2 separate regions of the Homo sapiens genome follow, and region 2 is linked to region 1. Evidence: read pairs that join two places in POLR2A ChIA-PET (ENCODE). Cell type or tissue: GM12878. All regions are shown on one strand.

Evidence for each region. Peaks named below come from ENCODE experiments on the same cell type or tissue, not always from the same donor. Only the 100,000 strongest peaks of a DNase experiment are listed, where the experiment ranks them.
Region 2: POLR2A ChIA-PET joins it to region 1 with 5 read pairs; 1 of 35 experiments calls an interaction of 5 or more read pairs at or near these places.

The regions. Positions count from the first base shown.
Region 1 is chr17:79,037,005-79,041,004 of GRCh38, reverse strand. All of the region lies in intron 1 of C1QTNF1 (C1q and TNF related 1), which reads right to left. Among named protein-coding and RNA genes, the nearest start is that of C1QTNF1-AS1, 11 kb to the right of the region's middle. In GM12878, no CTCF peak of the experiment used is centred here; a DNase peak (open chromatin) is centred at 1,926; H3K27ac peaks cover 430 bases.
Region 2 is chr17:78,757,233-78,761,232 of GRCh38, reverse strand. All of the region lies in intron 1 of CYTH1 (cytohesin 1), which reads left to right. Among named protein-coding and RNA genes, the nearest start is that of CYTH1, 23 kb to the left of the region's middle. In GM12878, no CTCF peak of the experiment used is centred here; no DNase peak of the experiment used is centred here; H3K4me3 peaks cover 1,526 bases; H3K27ac peaks cover 2,965 bases.

The DNA of each region.
Region 1 (4,000 bases):
CCCACAATCCTCTAGGGAGACAATATACATTCATGACTGTAGCAGATATGTAAATGAGAAAACAGAGACTTGGAGAAGCTAATTAGCCTAAAATTCTGATTTTTTTTTTTGACAGGATCTCACTCTGTGAGTGAGTGCAGTGGTGCAATCTCGGCTCACTGCAGCCTCTGCCTCCTGGACTTGAGCCATCCTCCCACCTCAGCCTCACAAGTAGAAGGGACTGCAGGTATGCACTACCACACCCAGCTAATTTTTTTTTTTTTTTTTTTTTTTTGTAGAGACAAATTTTCACCATGTTGCCCAGGCTGGTCTCAAACTCCCGGGCTCAAGTGATCTGCCCACCTCAGCCTCCCAAAGTGCTGGGATTACAGGCGTGATCCTCCACGCCGGGCCAAGACTGATTTTTGAGCAGGGGGGCTGCATTTGGACTCAGACAGGCTGACAACAGATGACAATAAAATCCTGCCCGCCTTGTCTTCAACACCCAACTCAAGGTCTCATAGTCTTCCTGAAGCCTTCCCAGGCCCCTCAACTGGGAAAAATTCTCCATCCTCGGTCTTAGTTTTCTTTTTTGATACAGGGTCTCACTCTGCCTCCCTGTAGCCTCAACCCTCCCGGCTCAGGCCATCTGCCCACCTCAACCTCTCAAGCAGCTGGGACTACAGGCATGCGCCACCACGCCCAGCTAAATTTTTTTGTTGTTTTTTCGTAAAGACACGGTTTCACCGTGTTTCCCCGGCTCGTCTCAAACTCCTGAGCTCAAGCAATTCACCTGCCTTGGCCTCCCAAAGTACTGGGATTATAGGTGGGCGCCATAATTTTATTTTTCCTATTGTCTCCTACTGCAGAGAGTTTGTCTAGCCTATGAGAGTCTACTCAGCAGACCGTGGGTGACCTCCTCCAGGGCTGGGACGTCCCCTAGCCAAGCATCCTGCAGCACCCTGAATCACTGGTGCTCAGCAAATATTTGTCAGACTGAATTCTCTAAATTTGTTTATTTCTCCATTTCTGTATTTCCTCTGTTTCTCCTTGGTGCCTTAATAATTATTCTGTTTTTTCCTTTTAAGTGGCAAACTTGTACCAGTTAAAAGGAAAAGAGATTTTCCTTTCTTTAAATATTTTTTTCCTGAATCCCAAATTTTATATATACACATACACATGTTTACATATATATACATATATACATATTTACATATATATATATATACACACACACACACATATTTATTTAAGAGAGGTTGGAAAGTAACTACAAAACGCATTAAAAAGCTACCTTGGATTATTCTACTCTGTGGTTTCTCAACCCTGGCACCATTGAAGGATTGCTGGGTTTTTTTGTTTTATTTTATTTTGAGACAGAGTCTCGCTCTGTCACCCAGGCTGGAGTGAAGTGGCGCGATCTTGGCTCACTGCAACCTCCGCCTCCCAGGTTCAAGTTATTCTCCTGCCTCAGTCTCCCTAGTAACTGAGATTATATGCGTGTGCCTCCACACCCGGCTAATTTTTGTATTTTTAGTAGAGACAGGGTTTCGCCATGTTGGCCAGGCTGGTCTTGAACTACTCCTGACCTCAGGTGATCCATCTGCCTCGGCCTCCCAAAGTGCTGGGATTACGGGCGTTTGCCACCGCGCCAGCCAACCCTGGCACCATTGAGGTTTGGGCCTAGATAATCCCCTGTGGTGGGGGGCTAGCCTGTGTGCTGTAGGATGCTTAGCAGTAACCCTGGACTGTCCCCACCAGATGCCATTAGCACCACTACCTCTAGTTATGACAACAAAAAATGTCTCCAAACATGGTAATATGCCTGTTCCTCAGGGGCAAAATTGCCCCTAGCTAAGCACCAGCATTTGTTTTTATGTTGGTCTATCTCTTTCTAGTCTAGCAAAGGGATTTTCCACACCTTGGTCAGAAGAGACGGGGTCCAGGATGCAGCTGGGTTAGGAACGATGCTGTCACTGGGGTGGGGTGGGGCTGGGAAACCCCAGCAGAGAGCCCCAGGCTCAGGCTGGTAGGGACAAGGCCACTTTGGCGGTGGTGGCTCTCCTCAAAAGCCTGCTGTTCGGAGTCAGAGCAAACCCAGGTTGAAATCTTTCCTTCCTGAAAAGATCTTAAGAAGCATTTTACCAAATCCCACAGCAAAGCCAGCGTCATAACATGATGATCATTTTAGTCACTTTTGGGCAAAGACAGTATTGCCCAACATCTAACCAAACTTGGCTCCAGATCACTGTTAGTGATTTCCAGCAAAAATCCCCCTACAGTAGGGAGGCTGTGTCCCAGCAAGGTTATCTGGAAGAATGTGTTAGGCAGTTCCAGGGAAGTGCCCTGAGCACATCTTGGCCAGTGACGTGAAACCTGTGTGAATCCAGATCCACGTGGCCCAGTCTCCAGGCCTCATCGCAGGCAAGGCAACTGAAGACAGTTCCAGCATGACTCAAGCTCTTTACTTGCCTTTCCCAAATCCTGCAAATATGAGCCAATTTCCATGGTAATTCGGCGACCATTTTCCTTCCCTCCATGTCCCTGAGGACTAGCCGCTCTTCAGCGTCCCTTCCTCAACCCCACATCATCCACCTACACCTGACCTTCTCCCCAACAAGAACACATCCCCCTTTACAGGAGGAGGGAGGCCAGAAAAGAGAAACCAGGCTACACGCAGGACGTAGAGGAGGACAGGAAGCCTGAGGACACATCCTTGTGAATAATTTGTATCCCGGCCGGGCGCGGTGGCTCACGCCTGTAATCCCAACACTTTGGGAGGCCAAGGCAGGTGGATCACCTGAGGTCAGGAGTTCAAGACCAGCCTGGCCAACATGGTGAAACCCCATCTCTACTAAAAATACAAAAATTAGCTGGGCGTGGTGGGGTGCACCTGTAGTCCCAGCTACTCGGGAGGCTGAGGCAGGAGAATTGCTTGAACTCAGGAGGCAGAGGTTGTGGTGAGCCAAGATCGCGCCACTGCACTCCAGCCTGAGCAACAGAGTGAGACTCCGTCTCAAAAAAAAAAAGAAAAAGAAAAAAATTGTATCCCTTGTTTGCTTGTGGTGGCTCACACCTGTCATCCCAGCACTTTGGGAGGCCAAGGTGGGTAGATTGCTTGAGCCTAGGAATTCAAGACCATCCTGGACAACATGGTGAAGCCCCATCTCTACCAAAAACACAAAAATTAGCCAGGCATGGTGGTGTTCGCCTGTAGTCCCAGCAGCTGCTCAAGAGACTGAGGTAGGAGGATCACCTGAGTCCAGGAAGTCAAGGCTGCAGTAAGCCATGATCGCACCACTGCACTCTAGCCTGGGTGACAGAGTGAGACCCTGTGGTAATAATAATAATAATAATTTTTATCCCTCCACAGGCCTCTTAGCTCTGTGGTAGGTCCTTTAAGGAGAGAGTAGTCACATGCAAGTTCACCATTCCTTATATTTGTTTCAAATTGGGCCTTTTGGCTGGGCGCAGTGGCTCACGCCTGTAATCCCAGCACTTTAGGAGGCCGAGGAGGGTGGATCACTTGAAGTCAGGGGTTCGAGACCAGCCTGGCCAACATGGCAAATCCCTGTCTCTAGTAAAAATACCAAAATTGGCCGGGCACAGTGGCTCACACCTGTAATCCCAGCACTTTGGGAGGCCGAGGCGGGTGGATCACGAGGTCGGGAGATTGGAGACCATCCTAGCCAACATGGTGAAACCCTGGCTCTACTAAAAATACAAAAATTAGCTGGGCGTGGTGGCACGTGCCTGTAATCCCAGCTACTTGGGAGGCTGAGGCAGGAGAATCGCTTGAACCAGGGAGTCGGAGGTTGTGCTAAGCCGAGATCATGCCACTGCACTCCAGCCTGGCGACAGAGCGAGACTCCATCTCAAAAAAACAAAAACAAAAACAAAAAAATAGCTGGGCATGGTGAATAAATAAACAAATAAGTGGGTCCTGTTATATTTTTGTTTCACCTCCGTGCTCTCATGCTTGTGTGCTGACAGCGGACCTCTGAAGCTCTGGGACTATGTG
Region 2 (4,000 bases), 280 kb after region 1:
TGGGACTCAGAAGGTGGGGAACTGCTGTTGTGTACCAGAATGTGTGCACAAGGGTGTTTATTGTAGCATTGCTATGTGACTGAAAACTTGGAAATCGCGAGGCTGGGCGCGGTGGCTCACACCTGTAATCCAGCACTTTGGGAGGCCGAGGTGGGTGGATCACAAGGTCGGGAGTTCGAGACCAGCCTGACCAACATGTTGAAACTCTGTCTCTACAAAAAATACAAAAATTAGCCGGGTGTGGTGGTGCATGCCTGTAGTCCCAGCTACTCAGGAGGCTGAGGCAGGAGAATCACTTGAACCCGGGAGGTGGGTATCCCATTTATCAAGAAAATATATAGAGACTGTCTCTGACTTATGGTTGACTTTACGATGGGTTTATTGGGAAGTAACCCCATTGTAAGTTGAGGAGCATCTGGGATATATTTTGATTTTGAGAAGTGATGTCATCAGACTTACTTGATACCTGTAACTTTTAGAAAGATAAGTATATGATGCTTTTTGTGTAAAATTACTTTTTCACTTCTATTTAAAAGTCTTAAGTTCTGTTGTAATGCGATTTTTGATTTTCTAGTGTTTAGAAAAGAGGGTTTTAAGATAGTAGAATGTTGTTGCTTTCTTTTAAACTATATATATACATATATATACATATATATGTATGTGTATATATATATACATATATATATACATATATATGTATGTATATATATATATACATATATATACATATATATGTATATATATATACATACATATATATACATATATATATGTATGTATATATATATACATATATATATGTATGTGTATATATATATATATACACATATATATATGTATGTGTGTGTATATATATATATATATATATATATATATAAACCTGCTATTTGGATAGAGGCCAGAATTAAAACATCAGTAGTCAAAAGAGGGAATTCAGTGTTTCTTGAGTTTTTAGCTTTATATGTCTAAATTTGTAAAATTCAACCATGTATTTTCCGTTCCACATGGGCACCTTTTGCAATTGTGGTAGCAGATGTCCTAGGCAGATGAACATGCAGAAGTGGTTTGTTTAGCCTTCCCTTTTAAAGTTCGTAATCTAGTAAATTTGGGTTAGAATGGTGGTTCCCATACTTGACTAACCCGCAGAATCCCTGGAGGAATCTTTCAAAAAAGCCATTTATTCTGGTTCCTTACTCTAGCCATACCAAACGTACCAGGGCAGATCCAGGAATGAGTGAATGAATAAATACGTACATACATGCACATGCTTGTACACACATGCACACAAATATACTTCTAATGCCCCTAAATTTGGGGACCCCAGGTGTGGAAACTCACGCTTCAGAACCTCTAACTGTTCTCTCCAAGGTCACATCACACAGGCAGGCTCTGGCTTGAGTTGGCCTGGCCAGAGATGCTTCCCTTCATTTCCCGTGTTGAGTGTATAAAATGATTTCACAAGAATTTGTGCGTCCATGATTGTAGGAAGGGATGGCTGAGTGTTGAATGCATTTCCTCAGCTGTAACTATCTAATTTATGTGGTTTTGCTTTAAGCCATTCAGTATTCCGCTTGGAGGGTTTTGAACTTACAGAGGTTTTTAAGAAGAGGCTCAACAGATGAAAGAAGCAAGAATAACCAACCTTGGATTTTTGTTTTTACTCCTTTATTATAGCTACCAAGTATATAGCTACCTACCCACTTTAGCTTCCCCATGTGTCTTTGTGTGGTTTTCTGTTTTGTTCCTTTTAAGAGATACCGTCTCTTTATGTTGCAGCTGTTGCTAGGCAGCCAGTGGCCAGGTGCCAGTTTTAGAGCCCTGATCTGTACAACAGTGAGGAAGCAACCTAAAAAGACCCCTTTGCCTACCCCGTTGGATGAAAGAGAGGCTTGGCGCTGGGATGTAGACTGCTAGGCGCATGAGACCTACGAAGAACTGAGGCTGCGTCCACTTACCCAGAGTGTCTTTGGAGAGTACCTTTTAGTCCTTCCTCGGGGCAGTTGCCATATAGTCTGAAAATGAAGCCACCTCAGGCAGTGGGCTTCGATTGGCTACAATTGTGCCCTTCTTACTTTAGCACTTTGGCAAACATTGAGAAAATTATTATTATGGAAATTTTCTTTCTGTTTTGAGACAGGATCTCACTCTGTTGACCAGGCTGGAGTGCAGTGGTGTTGTCATAGCCCACTGCAACCTCGATCTCCTATGCTTAAGCAATCCTCCCACCTCAGCTTCCTGAGTAGCTAGGGCCACAAGCACATGCCATAACTCCGTGGATGCCGAAAGTAGATAACGAGACCTACTGGATCAGAATGAGGCAGATTAGTACACATCGCACAGCAAATAGCAGGAATATCAGCATGAAAGTGCTGGTGCCCCTGACCTCAAGTCTCGTGGGGTGACATGATGGGCCCAGATGATGTCTATGCATGAATTGGGTTTGCCTACAGCTGAGGAACCAAGGACCACCAAGGACTTAGCACTTTCCTTTCTTTTTTTCTTTCTTTTTTGTTTTTTTGAGATGGAGTTTCGAGTTTCACTCTTGTTGCCCAGGCTGGAATACAATGGTGCAATCTCGGCCCACTGCAACCTCCTCCGCCTCCTGGGTTCAAGCAATTCTCTTGCCTCAGCCTAGCGAGTAGCTGGGATTACAGGCATGCACCACCATGCCCGGCTAATTTTTTATTTTTAGTAGAGACGGGGTTTCTCCATGTTTGTCAGGCTGGTCTCGAACTCCTGACCTCGGGTGATCTGCCTGCCTCGGCCTCCCAAAGTGCTGGGATTACAGGCGTGAGCCACCACACCGGGCCTGGGCTTAGCACTTTTTATAGCAAGTGATAGACAGGCCAGGCTTCTTCTCCTCAATGGGGGCATGTCATGCTACAGTCTCCTTGACCAACTTCATGTCGCCAGCTACAAGAAGACAGACCTTGCAGTTTGGCACTCTCAGCAAGGACATGCAGGGATGCTTGGGGCCTCGGCCAAAGGCAGCATGATATAGATGGAGCATAGTTTAATTAATCATCCTGTCTTGTTATTTAGAAGTTTCCACTTTGTTCCTGTAAGAAAGAATCCTGTAACATTCTTGTGGATAAAGTTTTGCTCACATTTCCAGTGATTTTCTTAGGCTAGATTCCTGTAAGTGGACTTACTGGGTTAGGGAGTTTAACTTTGTAGTCTCTTGATATGTACTGCCAAATGGGTTTTCAGAAAGTGTGAATCAGTTTACACCTCATACCAGTATATGATGATACTTGTTAATTTATCCTTCCTGACATTGAATTACTATTTTTTTAAACTTTTTTTTGAATTTTTTTTTTTGAGGCAGAGTCTTGCTCTGTCACCCATGCTGGAGTGCAGTGGTGCGATCTTGGCTCACTGCAACCTCCACCTCCCTGGTTCAAGCAATTCCCCTGCCTCAGCCTCCCAAGTAGCCATGCCTGGCTAATTTTTTTTGTATTTTTAGTAGAGAAGGGGTTTCACCATGTTGGCCGGACTGGTCTTAAACTCCTGACCTCAGGCAGTCTGCCCGCCTCAGCCTCCCAAAGTGCTGAGATTCAGGCATGAGCTACTGCACCCGGCTGAATATTTTTTTAATCTTTTGGGTTGCTGATATAATTAAAATTTTTTCCTGCCTCTCTCAGCATTGGCAGAATGAACTTTGTTCTAAGAACCTCGGCTAGTGTTTACATGTATTAGAATGGGAAAATTATAGCAGCTTCTTTCCCAGGTCGTTTTTTATTCATCTATTCAACAGATACTTATTGAACACCTATAATGAGCTGGACACTCTATGGGCCTTGCAATTTAGACATGAATAGAGTTCTCAGGTACCTTACATTCTAATTAGAAGGAGAACTTTGACCTCTAACCAAGACCTGTTTAATTCATAGGAGGGTTTCTTTTCTTTTTTTTAAACTGCACTCACGGTCATCCCCCCAAAGGATGAGGGTTTCTTAAGTTATGTTGAAAATTCAAACCTTGAGTCCGGGCATGGTGG